Linked DNA regions of Homo sapiens: all the other regions are linked to region 1. A link is a contact called in ENCODE Hi-C or POLR2A ChIA-PET data. All regions are on one chromosome and are shown on one strand. Each heading gives the region's core, a stretch centred on a gene start or an enhancer-like site at or near the end of the contact. The rest is flanking DNA. Distances are from core to core; before and after follow the strand shown.

What was found. A loop is a pair of places that touch in the nucleus more often than their neighbours do. ChIA-PET counts read pairs that join two places held with the same protein, here RNA polymerase II (POLR2A). Pooled maps may share reads with other maps.
Region 2: a pooled map shows a loop between it and region 1 (9-fold over the local background). The contact joins the promoter of UVRAG-DT here to the promoter of UCP2 in region 1. A Hi-C loop is called at or near these places in 1 of 168 maps with a recorded cell type or tissue (GM12878), 1 of 37 single-sample maps with no recorded cell type and 6 of 50 pooled maps.
Region 3: a loop to region 1 is called in a pooled map, with 7 times the contacts of the local background. The contact joins the promoter of ATG16L2 here to the promoter of UCP2 in region 1. A Hi-C loop is called at or near these places in 7 of 50 pooled maps. POLR2A ChIA-PET finds 5 or more read pairs at or near these places in 2 of 52 experiments (B cell and activated CD4-positive, alpha-beta T cell).

What each region holds. Positions count from the first base shown.
Region 1 is chr11:73,980,287-73,984,213 of GRCh38, forward strand. It overlaps UCP2 (uncoupling protein 2), which reads right to left and starts at 2,557. Exons shown (of 8, transcript NM_003355.3): 1 at 2,435-2,557; 2 at 1,190-1,346. RefSeq lists enhancers at 83-142, 3,394-3,894 and silencers at 2,468-2,677, 2,978-3,137.
Region 2 is chr11:75,812,595-75,816,521 of GRCh38, forward strand. It overlaps UVRAG-DT (UVRAG divergent transcript), which reads right to left and starts at 2,203. Exons shown (of 2, transcript NR_144531.1): 1 at 1,869-2,203; 2 at 920-1,267. UVRAG (UV radiation resistance associated) reads left to right here and starts at 2,616. Exons shown (of 15, transcript NM_003369.4): 1 at 2,616-2,930. The coding sequence starts at 2,814. RefSeq lists enhancers at 727-1,926, 1,850-2,279, 2,150-2,444 and a silencer at 2,740-2,939.
Region 3 is chr11:72,812,465-72,816,391 of GRCh38, forward strand. It overlaps ATG16L2 (autophagy related 16 like 2), which reads left to right and starts at 1,947. Exons shown (of 18, transcript NM_033388.2): 1 at 1,947-2,099. The coding sequence starts at 1,982. LOC107984421 (a long non-coding RNA gene) reads right to left here and starts at 1,603. Exons shown (of 3, transcript XR_007062771.1): 1 at 169-1,603. RefSeq lists enhancers at 210-269, 430-559, 2,570-2,719 and silencers at 1,100-1,189, 1,590-2,039.

The DNA of each region.
Region 1 (3,927 bases), core at 1,307-3,806:
TGAACACAGAGACCCATGGAAACAAACAGCTCACCCAGCTTCCTCTTGGGCTTCTCACTCCAGGTGGCTGGGGCAAGCAGGGAAATGAAGATACTCACCATAGCAACTACACTGGGACCTATAGAACAGGGCCTGACCTTATTCCTGTTTCCCTCCAGCTTGCCCACGAGGCTCAGTGAAGACTGGTGCTCAAATGACAGATTGGGTTGATGAAGGTGCCCTCGGACTCCCCAGATTCCCTGCTCTGACACCCCCTTCCCCCAGGAGGTGCTCCACAACTTTCCCCACCCCAACGCCCAGGGCACTGTATTAGCTCAATCCTCAGAGCAGCCCTGCAAGGTGGCTGCCCTTATTTCCATGTGAGATGAGTAAGAGCCACACTTACAGGCACCAAAGCTGGTAGTATTTGCTTTGCACTGCTGCCCAGCTCCTCAGTTCGTTCTTGCTGTTTTATCAGCCCCAGGCACAGACAGGGCCTTTCACAAGGAAAGTTCTCACAGGCTGATTAAACAGTACTGAGAAGGCTCAGGCAAATGGTATCCCTTCTCTGGGCATCAGAGATATGATGACATGAGTCTGTCACATTCCTGACCTTGAGCTGGGTTGCAGGATGTTGTGAAGGCCAGAGAAGAATAAGACCCAGCTGCTGCCCAAAGACAAGTGCACAGAGGTTCAGCTGCCATATTCTGAATGTTGCCTTGGGCTTGCCAAGTCAGGTCCTTCAGAGGGTGGGTAAGATGGCCCTACTAACAGCAATTAAAATGCAGGACTAGAAATAGTTAATCCTATTTTACAGTCCCCAGCAAATAACCAGTTTCAGAGCCGGGCTGATTACCAATCTCGGTTTCAGGGATAGTCAAAAGCTAGCATCAATATGAAGTTAGAACAATAGGTTCCTGTCCTAGCTCTTCTGCTGGCTCCCGGGATGACTTGGGGCCAATCACTGTTACACGTGGGCCTCAGTTTTCTCCTTTATAAAATGGGGACCAAGATCCTTGGCTTGTCCGAGTCAGCTGAAGGGCCAGAATGAGAGCGGGGAGGTGTGAGAGTGCTCTGTGAACTGGAAAGAGCCACTTCACTGTCGGGGGTGGGGATGGTAATTATTTTTGTTAATGCCCTGCTGACTCCTGCCCCTAGACCACAGGGTTAGGAGGCAGCAAGAGACCTCTTCCTTGGACTGGACTCTTACCCGGCTTTGTAAGGTCTCACGGTGAGGCCTCCAAGATCAAGCTTCTCTAAAGGTGTCCCGTTCTTCAAAGCTGCCAGTGGCTATCATGGCCCGATCCCCTTGGTTTTCCATAGAAAATGGGTGGGAGACGAAACACCTAATGGTCATACTATGTGTCCTGTGGGTGAGCAAAGGCAGAGAGTTTAGAAAGGGCCACCTGCCCCAAGACACACAAGCCCACCCAATCCATGCCTTGGAGGGGGATGGGGAACAGGGCCCAGGGACTGGTTAAGTGCACACACTGGAAAGGGGAAAAGCAGGGCGGAAAATGAACCTAGGTACACTCCCCACCCCCACCCCACCTGCTTAATATCACAAATTGGTTCTCATCCAGACTTCTGCTTTTGTAACACTCAGTACTCTATATAAGCACCCCCTAGCACAGTCATCAGACTTTGGTGAGTGGGAGAGTTGTGAGGGGGTCACGATGGGACAGAGACTCTCCGGGAATTGGCTAGGTCCCAGGTCGGGCTGTGAGGAGGTTGGAAGGGCTGGGAGCCGGCCCTGCAGAGGCCAGATTGAGCAGCTCAAAGCCCACTAGAAAAAGCCCCCAAGCCCTGGGAAAGGCGGTGCAGGAACACTGCCTGGAGCTGCCTGGTAAGGGAGAGGTCATTGTGGTCATCGCTGATGGTCCCCATCCAAGGCAGGGCTCGGCATCGTGGTGGAAAGGAGGGAGTGAAAAGGTGGAGGCTCAAACGACAGCCAACTGAACGGGAGAGGGAAAGAACAAAAGGGACTAAGAAAAAGAGAGAAGAGAAATAAAGAACCAAGGACAGAAAGGATTAGCACAGGCCGGACCCGGAGGCTCATGCCTAAAATTCTAGGACTTTGTGAGGCCGAGGCGGGCGGATTGCTTGAGCTCAGCAGTTCGAGGCCAGCCTGGCCAACATGGCGAAACCCCATCTCTACAAAACACAAAAATTAGCCAGGCGTGGTGGCGGGCGCCTGTAATCCCAGCTACTCGGCAGGCGGATCGCTTGAACCTGGGAGGTGGAGGCTGCAGTGAGCCGAGATCGCGCCACTGCACTCCAGCCTGGGAGACAGAGCGAAAGCCTGTCTCAAACAAACAAACAAAAACAAAAAATAAAACCGAGAGAAAGAAAAGAGTACAAACTTGGGTGGGAGAGAAGGTAAATGGAAGAGCGGGCAGCGCACGCAGAACAAGCGTGGGGGGCGCAAAGGGCGCAGGGCTGGGGCCAGGCTCACCGAGCCGCAGGGAGAACACGGCAGTGCGTGCGGCTGTGTCTGTCGGCTGGCGGAGGGCGCGTCGGACGAGCCGGGCGAGCGTGGACAGTCAATCCCAAGGCGCGCGCAGCTGGGCTTCGCAGTGGGGCTCCGCGCAGGCGGCGGCGCGGCTTAAGCCTCGGGGGCGGGGCCCGGGGTGGGGCCTGCGGGGCGGGGCCGGGCCTGCCAGCTCCTACTTGGGTGCGGAGACCCTGGAGCAGCCGCCTTTCCGCGGGGACCGCCCCGCCTAGGGTTCTCTCCATGACTTTCTCCACTCCCGTTTCCGTGCGTCCCATCACCGCGTTTACTCCTTCGTTCCCCGAGATGGTCACTCCCTTGCCACTCCCCGCCTCTGCCTCACACTCTCTCGGGCCGCCAACCTCTGTGAGGATGGCAAGACTGACCGCCAGAAACAAGTCTTGTCCAGTCACACACCTCTTGCCTTCCCAGCCAGGACGGTTTCTAACAGCGTCCAGCGGGGCCGTGTCTTAAGTGCACTTCCTCTTTTATGGGCCCAGCCCCCCTACGCTGGGCAAACTACCCACCCTCCTGCGAGCGAGCGCGCGGCTGGCTCCTGCAGGGCGGGACTGGGGCCTCGCGACCGGCCTCGCTGTCGATTGGTTACAGCCGCCGCGTTGTCGGGGGAAGGAACCAATCAGAACTGCAGCAACAGGTGGCCCGGCAACCGACAACAGCCGTTGGGCTCGGCTGGGGTTCGCGCCTTCTCCCCCGGTGGAGCGGCCTGGCGTTTAGGGACCAGGACACTAAAGGCCCCGGCGGGGCGGGAGCACCCAGCGTGACCTCACGCTCCTACACACAGACAAGCAAACGGGCCGGCCCCCGCACGTGACAAGGCAGAGCCGGGCCCAGGCCAGCTGCCTGTCCAGCCCTGGGATGAGAAAAGGCGTCAGGAGATGGACCGGGCCTGGTTCGCCTTTAATTGGCTGACCCGTCCTGTGGGGGTAACTGACGCGTGAACAGCCAACAATTGGGCCCTCTGGCCGGGACAAACACGTGCGTTTGGGGAGTAGAAGAAGGCTGGTATTAACCTCCATTTTACAATGAGGAAACGGAGTCCCAAAGACGTTCAGTCATCTTCCTGATATTCACACACTTACACCCTGGTCAGGCCGGCGCCATATGTGTTTTCACCAGCAGAAGGGACTGCCAGGGAACAGCTGAGGGGACCAGAGCTGGGATGGGCCTGGATAATTATAGCGGAAAGAAAAACACGCCGAGCGCATGGTCCTGGCAGAAGCAGCGTGGAAACAGAAGTCAAGGCAGATTATTTCTGCCATGAGGAGATCTTGCCATGTAGGAAAAAAGAAAGAAAGAGAGGAAAGAAAGACAGAGAGAGAGAGAGGAAAGACAGAAAGACAAGAAAGAAAGAGAAAGAAAGAAAAGAAAAAAAAAAAGAAAAGATAAAGTTTTTTTGTGGCACTGTGAGTCTCCCTCCGCCAGGTTCTCTAGCTTTT
Region 2 (3,927 bases), core at 953-3,452, 1.8 Mb after region 1:
CTCCTAATGTTTTCGGCATTTGGGAAAAGTGGGAGAAGGGTTGTTTACTTGAGCTCTGCATTTCCAGAACCCAGTAGCTAGCCTGTGCAAAGGTGAACCTCAGTAAAGGCTTGTGGAAAGAATAGATCCTGCTCTCTGCTGGAATGTCCTTTCCTCCCTCTCTCCTGACTTGGTGAACTCTTATTGGCCCTTCAATACCCTGTTTCAATGTCACCTCCACTGTGAAATCTGACTCTCAACTATTTTCTCTGGCTCCCACTGCCTTTGGGCTTCCCTCAGACCCAGCAGTGAGTAACTGGATGATCACTCTTCGTTTGTTTTTGATATGGGGTCTCAGTCTGTTGCCCAAGCTGGAGTACAGTGGCATGATCTTGACTCACTGCAGCCTCAACCTCCCCAGGCTCAGGTAATCCTCCCACCTCAGCCTCCTCAGTAGCTGGGACTATAGGTGAAAACGACATGCTGGGCTAATTTTTGTATTTTTGTAGAGACAAGGTTTTGCCATGTTGCCCAGGCTGGTCCCAAATTCTTGGGCTCAAGCAAGAATTGTGATAATGTGTTATGGCAGCCTCAGAAAACTAATACAGCTTAGAAACAGAAATGTGTTTTCTGTGAAATTCCCCCAGATCTTGGCACCACATGAGTTCAATCAGATAATATTTGGGATTTCCCAGTGACTCCTTTCTCAACAAACACCTGATCAAGCGACTCCTTTCTCAACAAACACCTGACCACACGCCCCAGGCTCCAGCCATGAGGAACCACTCAGTGTGTCAGAACAGGAGACAGTGTGACATCTTTGTGATCCAGCTCTGAGAAAAGATCCAAGGTGTTTTTCAGGCTTCTGAACACCCTGGAAAGATAGTATGCTTACATTTTGTTTAAAAAATTTAAAATGCAACTACTATATGCCAGGTCCTGTGTGGGCACTTTACATATGTTGATTTACTTTAATCCCTACAGCAATCCTATTACTATTTTAAAGCTGAGAGAGGGGAAGTGACTTGCCTTGGGATACATAGCTCAAAGGTGGTAGAGCCAAGATTCCAAAGTGCCTGATTCCTATTGTGTCTGACTCTAAAACACTATGTTCTTTCTGCTATGTTCATCCAGGTGGTGGAAAAATTCAGTCTAGGAGTAAAAAAAGGAAGATCAACATCCTGCAGAATGACTCATGCTATTCATTATAGAAGCAATTGCTGGAGATGCTATCATTGTGGATCACGGAAGTCTTCATGGAAGAGGTGGCATTTGAGCTGGGCCTTCACTGCAAAAAAAAAAAAAAAAAATTTCCTGATTCTCTGTCAGGCACTGGGGATCCAGAGATGAATCAGACAAAGTCCTTTTGCTTGAAGAATTCACAGTATTTTGTGTGTGTGTGGGAAGGAGGGTGGCTGCTTACATGTGTTAAAAGACAATGTGGCCAGGCCTGGTGGCTCATGCCTGTAATCCCAACACTTTGGGAGCCCGAGACTGGAGGATCGCTTGAGCCTGGGAGTTTGAGACTAGTCTGGGAAATATGGCCAGAACCCCATCTTTACAAAAAAATTTTAAAATTAGCTGGGCCTGGTGGCATGTGCCTGTATTCCCAGCTACTTAGGAGGGTGAGGTGGGAGGATCACTTGAGCCCAGGAGGTCGAGGCTGCAATGAGCCGTGATTTTGCCACTGCACTCCAGCCCGGGCGAAAGAATGAGGCACTGTTAAAAAAAATTAATAGAATAATCCAGACCCACGGTAGGGTCAAAATTCCTAACTCAAGGTCCCAGAGAGGCTCAGAGAAGCCTTTTGGAAGAAGGGACTCCTGCCCCAGCTAAGACTGATGGATAAGTAGCAAAGGCTTTCTGGGGACACAGCACAAACAGCCCACCTGAAGCGGTGAATCGGCGTCCTGGGTGCCTGGCACACCTTGTAGCTCAGCTTACTAGCTAGTGGAGTGCGAAGGGGCGTGTACTTGTCGGTTGGAGCTGGTCATGAAAGAGCTCGTGGGACTGCCCGACGGTTCTCAGGTCCCAGTGCATCCTGCGTGGTGGCTCTCTGCTGAACCATAAAGCATTCCTTTTCAATCCCTGCACGCTCACGCCGGGAAAAGACTGCACAAGGGGCCTGCCAAGGCAGACAAGCGATCGCCACCCAGCTGGCTTCCGAGGGTCCCCGCCCTCCACCGGAGGCCTGTTACCACGGCAACCAGTGAGGGCGGAAGTGGCTCAGAAGACCGGTTCTCCCTAATCAGGTGACTCTCCCGCCTCCTGCACGTGACACCGGAGCCCAGAAGCGCGCTCTACCTAATCAAGACCCCACCCCTCTTTCCCTTTACTGACAATTGACAGCGACCTCTTGCAATGGCCCTTCCGCCTCCACCAGGAGACTCTGCCCGTTGGTAGTAAAAGAACCAATTAGACTGGGAAAAAAAGAAGCAACGCCCCAGGTTTCACCCCGGCTTGACAGACGCAATTGAGGCCATCCTTGAGTCCCTCCGCCCCCAAGTCCAGTAATGCCAGCGATGGACAGACCTTCTACCCAATAGCACGCCCCTTTTCTGCCGTTGGGTCCCGCCCCCTTGAGGGCTAAGCCAATGAGCGCTCCGGGTCTCAGCGGGGTGGAGGGGTTGCACTGCGGTAATATGGCTCTTCCTTAGCCAGCGGCGGCAACGGCGGCAGCGGCGGCAGCGGCGGCGGCTACTGTCTGGGCTGAGCAGTAGTGCCTCTCGGGTGGCGGGTTTCTAGGCTGCAGGGGCTTGGTAGGTGGTGGCAAGGGGGCGGCGGCGGATGCCGGAAGAGTGCCCGCCCCGCCGCTTGGCGGCCCCTGGATCGAGATGAGCGCCTCCGCGTCGGTCGGGGGCCCCGTCCCCCAGCCACCCCCGGGCCCGGCCGCTGCTCTGCCTCCCGGTTCTGCCGCGCGGGCCCTGCATGTGGAGCTGCCGTCTCAGCAGGTAAGCCCGCGCGGCTCGCAGCACTCGGGAGGGACCCGGGCAGGCCCGCGTGGAGAGCTTGCTGGCTCCGGGCTGACCCCGCGAGCCGGGACACCCAGAGCAGGGACCCGGAGGGCTCGCGGGACTGAGGAAGACTGTCAGGAGGTTTGTGCGGGGAGGGGTCCAGTGATGGCCGAACCTCCGGGAGATCCCGGAGTCCTAGGAGAATCCCGTTACAGGAGATGGGCTTGTTAAGGGACAAGCAGCCAGCCAGCTCAAGTCCCTGGGGCCCCGGCCCGAGGCCGCCTCCCCCAACGCAGGGAGCCGGGGATTGCCCCGCGCAGACCCTCTCCCTCGTTCCGCCCAGGAAGGGACCCGGGGAACCCCCTGTGTCCCACGGGCCATAGTGAAAGCACTTTTCCTTTCTTTCCCCACCTGGCCATCCCCGCTTACGGAGAAACCAGTTTGTACTCTTCGTGCAAGAGCCCTGGAGGAGACTTTAGGGTGTCTACCATTTGCTTTAATCTCCCCTGATTATTAAGTATTCGGCCTCTTTAGAGAAATGTATTCAAGACTTGGGGGTTTCCTTCCTAATTCTCCGAGTCCCAAGGAACGCATCTTAATAATTAGGAGGACTTTTTCCTTCTTCATTCCCTTCAGTGAGTCTCTGTGGAAGGAGGATTTGATGTATATATTCATGTGTTCCTCCATCCTTTAGGAAGGGCTTTGAGGACTTCTTGGCTCTGCGTTGTAGGAAGATAAGAAGGGGGAAACACTGACTTTGGAGATGTGACAAAACTCTTTGTTTCACTCACATATCTGTAGAGTACTTCCCTCCTTATATCGGTTGCCTTCCTTCTGTCCCCCAAGGGGAGATTTTGCAGGAATCTTAGCATTAAAGAGACCTAAAGAATACCTTTCACCCTCTCCCTTTATTCCTCCTGCCAAGAAGAGGATCTAGAGAAACTGTCATTTACTGAGAACTTACCGTGTTGGATTTGTGCAAAGGGCTCAGTGG
Region 3 (3,927 bases), core at 697-3,196, 1.2 Mb before region 1:
TAATACAATCTTTCATATTCTAAAAATAGAACATGAATATTTTTAGTCAAAATCAATCACTTCTTTATCATATACTACTCAAAAATGACTATTTATTTAACATTTCCTAGGTGTATTTTGTGAGTCAAAAAAGGATTAGGAAACCCCTGCCCCAATATGGCTCCTTACCTGAGAGAAACGGCATCTCTGCACCTCACAGCCAGGCCAAGCCCTGTTAATATACTCTCCCATGCACACAGCCAGAGTTCCTTATTTATATAGTGTCTCCAAGCACCCAAGAGTCCGCCAGTTCTAAAGGGAATTCATCACTGTCATCAGCTGGCCCTGGGTCTCCATGGGTACTGTGCCTGTCTCCTGGGCATGGCTTTTGCTGAACGTTACCACCCATCTTCAACACAAATACTCCTTCAAGAGACAGGTCAGGCCTGGTTTGGGGCTAGAGGTACAGAGACATCTAGGACCCAGGTCCTGCCCTAAGGGGCACCGCACAGATTACAGGATGGTGTGATAACTGGTGACGGTTATAACTCGAACTCAACTGGGGCTGGTGTCTGAGAAGCTTGAACTCAGTGTAGGGGCAGGAAAGTTCTCCTGGAGGAGGTGATGCATGATTAGGAGCCAGGCCCCCTAGAGGCGACGATGTTCCAAACATCAGGCTCGGCCTGTGCAAAGGCCATGGGCGTCTAAGACAATGACATGTGGGGGACTGAGCCCAGCTCACTGGAAGCAGAGCAGGCTACACTGACCTGGGGGCGTCTAGGCCTTCACTGCTTTCTACGTCCTCTGACCCATCCCCATCAGAATCTCAACAGACTCGTCACCTCCAGGGCCTGCACTGCTCTCCCATCGTTGCCCAACTTCTCTCGTTCCCTAGGGATGTTCAAGTCTGCCAACACTCAGAGGGCAGGGCCTGCTGGCATGCCCCAGGGTGAGGCTGTGCCCAGCGAGTCCCTCCTTTCGTGTCTCACAGTAGCCTGAGCCTGCAGAGCTGGCTCTCTAGCATCTAGCTAGAGACGGTTTGACCACAGTTCCCTGCGACCCATGATTCACTTTCGAGGGTACCCACAAGAGATGTGTCTGCTCCTCCAGACGCCGCCCAATGGGGTGAAGCGTCTGGCCCTGAGTCAGGATGCTGGGGTGCTGGCCGTCTCAGCTACCCACTCCTTTGCAACCCCAGGCAAGCAAGCTCGTTCTCTCCTCCCGGCCAGGGGCTTTCTAGATGAAATCAGCTGCACCCCTTTACTCTCAGGGACCTAAAATTTCGGCGACCATGTGGAGCCGTAAACCCTTCTGCCTCCTGTCCTCCCAGCCCCGCACCCACCTGGCGTTTTCGTGTCACGGAACCTCTGCACGTGCTCTTCTCGAGGCCTAGAGTCCCTCTCTCCCTCTGGCCAACTCCTATTTCATCCCTCACAGACCCAACTCGAACGCCATCATCCCCGGAAAGCGGGGATTCCTCCCTTCAGTCTCTGCTTCCTTATCTTGCTGTCCTGCTGCGCCGCGCCCTCAGTGTACGCGCAGAGCCCGGGGCTGAGGGCCTCTGGGTCCCTGGCTGGGTGCGCGGCCAGGAGCGCGACGGCCTGGGAAGCACCAGCGGCTCTCGAACTCGGCCCGGGCGCGGCGGGGTTAAGACACCCGGGCCTTGAGGGCCCCGCCTCCGGAGCGCTCCACCCGCGTGGGGGAAGCCTCCCCGGAGGCTCCGACCTCGCTCCTGCTTATGACCCTCGCAGCCACAGGAGCCCCCACTTAGGTGAACATTTCGGACGGGGCCCCGGCGGTTCAGACCCGGAGGCGGCTCCTCCCGGAGGCAGATCCTCCCGGCGTCGGCCTTCGGTCCTCCCCGCCAAAGCCCTCTTGGGACAAGCCGGGGATTCCCCGCCGCCGCCCGCCCCCTGGCGTCACGGAGTCCCCGCGAGGCCCCGCCCCGGCCTGGCGCCGTCCTGGGCGGGAGGAACGCGCCGCTAGGCGGGAGAGCGCGGCCATGGCGGGGCCGGGCGTCCCCGGTGCCCCCGCAGCGCGCTGGAAACGCCACATCGTGCGGCAGCTGCGGCTTCGGGACCGTACGCAAAAGGCGCTTTTCCTGGAGCTGGTGCCGGCCTGTGAGTGCGCCCCGGTGCTGAGAGGATGGCGGCTGAGGGGACGCGGCTACGGGCGCGGGGAGAGGGTTTGGCTGGCTCCTCCGCCTGTGACCCGAGTGCGCTGTGCCTTATGCCTTGAGCCTGTGCGTTACGCCCATCCCGACTGCCAGGACTCCGCCCCTTGCCATCCAGGCTCTGGTTAGAACCTGGACGAGCCCCTCCTGGTCCCCCTGCCCTCGTCGCCCCTCAGGACGGGCTCTGCCTCCCACAAGCTGGGCTTCCGAGACGCAAGTGCGTCCTCGGGTGTTGGTTTTGCAGGGTCTCTTTTGCCTCCCCACCCGGGCAGTCCCCGGGGTAGGGGCTTGATCAGTGCACTTAGTCTCGGTAGCGCAGTGAAAGAACGCGGGACTTGTCCAGAGCAGCCACTTATTGGCCCATCCGGAGAGGGGCGACACTCGGAACCTCTAAGGAGGAGGCTGTGCATCTCAGGCTCTGCCGCTGACAGGCGACGCTGGCACAGGCTTATGGAACACCTCCCTGTCAGCCTACCCAGCCTGAGGGGGCATCAGGGGGCCCCGGGCTGCTGGTGGATGCTGGCTGAGCCCAGCGAAGTCGGACTCTCAGAATTGTTTCTGGGCAGCTGGTCAGGATAGGGTGTGGCATTTCAAGAGGGGATGAACAGGTGTGCCTGTGTGTCGCACCTCTGGCCGCCTGCGATTGTATGTCTGTGGTTGGAAGTCTAACCACAATCCCTGCGGCTCTCTCACTGGGGCTAATCTTGGCCAAACCCCCACAATCAAATCTGCTCTTAGCCAGGAAAATTTCTCTGCAAGCTTCCAGGCTGCTGGTCCTCTACCTTCAGGGTTGCGAGGCCAGCCCCCACCTCCAGCAGCCACACTTCTCCACTGCTCAGACAGACAGTGGAACCGTCCAGTTTGAGGGAGGGGGTCACCGCCCCCCCAACCCCTGCCCCCCGCCCCGACCCAGGGAGCTGTGAGTCTGAGGGACTAGAGAGATCTGGAGGGCTGAAATCAGACTGAAGGGCCAGTCTTGAAACCTTGGGCAGATCACATCGCTAAGCCTCAGTCTTCTTACTTGTTAATTGGGTATAGAGACCTTCTTTAGGTTTGCTGGGTGCTGCAGTACCCTGGGGGCTGAGGTGGGGTTTTCATGAGAACTAGGCCAGGCCCAGGGCCTCAGTCAAGGTGACAGGGCACTGAGTGTGGGAAGGAAGTTGATGAGGAGGGAGCTAGGCCCGGACTTACCACCCCACCCTCCCCTGGAACTGGTGAGAAAAGAGGAAGTGACTGTTGATGGGGGAGGGTGTTCCAGGGTCAAACCACCAACCTCCAGAATGTCGGCTGGATAATTGCTCAAGGACTTTCTATTCTGGCCTGGGGGTACCTTACACCAGGGCTGGGGAAGTTGGGATTATTTATTTATTTATTTATTTGAGATGGAGTCTTTGCTCTGTTGCCCAGGCTGGAGTGCAGTGGTGTGATCTCCGCTCACTGCAAGCTCTGCCTCCCAAGTTCACGCCTGTCTCCCGTCTCAGCCTCCCGAGTAGCTGGGACTACAGGCGCCTGCCACCACGCCTGGCTAATTTTTTGTATTTTTTAGTAGAGATGGGGGTTTCACCGTGTTAGCCAGGATGGTCTCGATCTCCTGACCTCGTGATCCGCCCGCCTCGGCCTCCCAGAGCGCTGGGAATTCAGGTGTGAGCCACCGCGCCCGGCTGGGGATTATTTTTAAGTGCAGAAAGCTAGAGCCCTTGGAGGGGAAGTGACTTGCCAAAGGCCATTGACAGGTAGAGCTCGGTTTATTTCATCACTTTCTGGGGCTAAGCCTT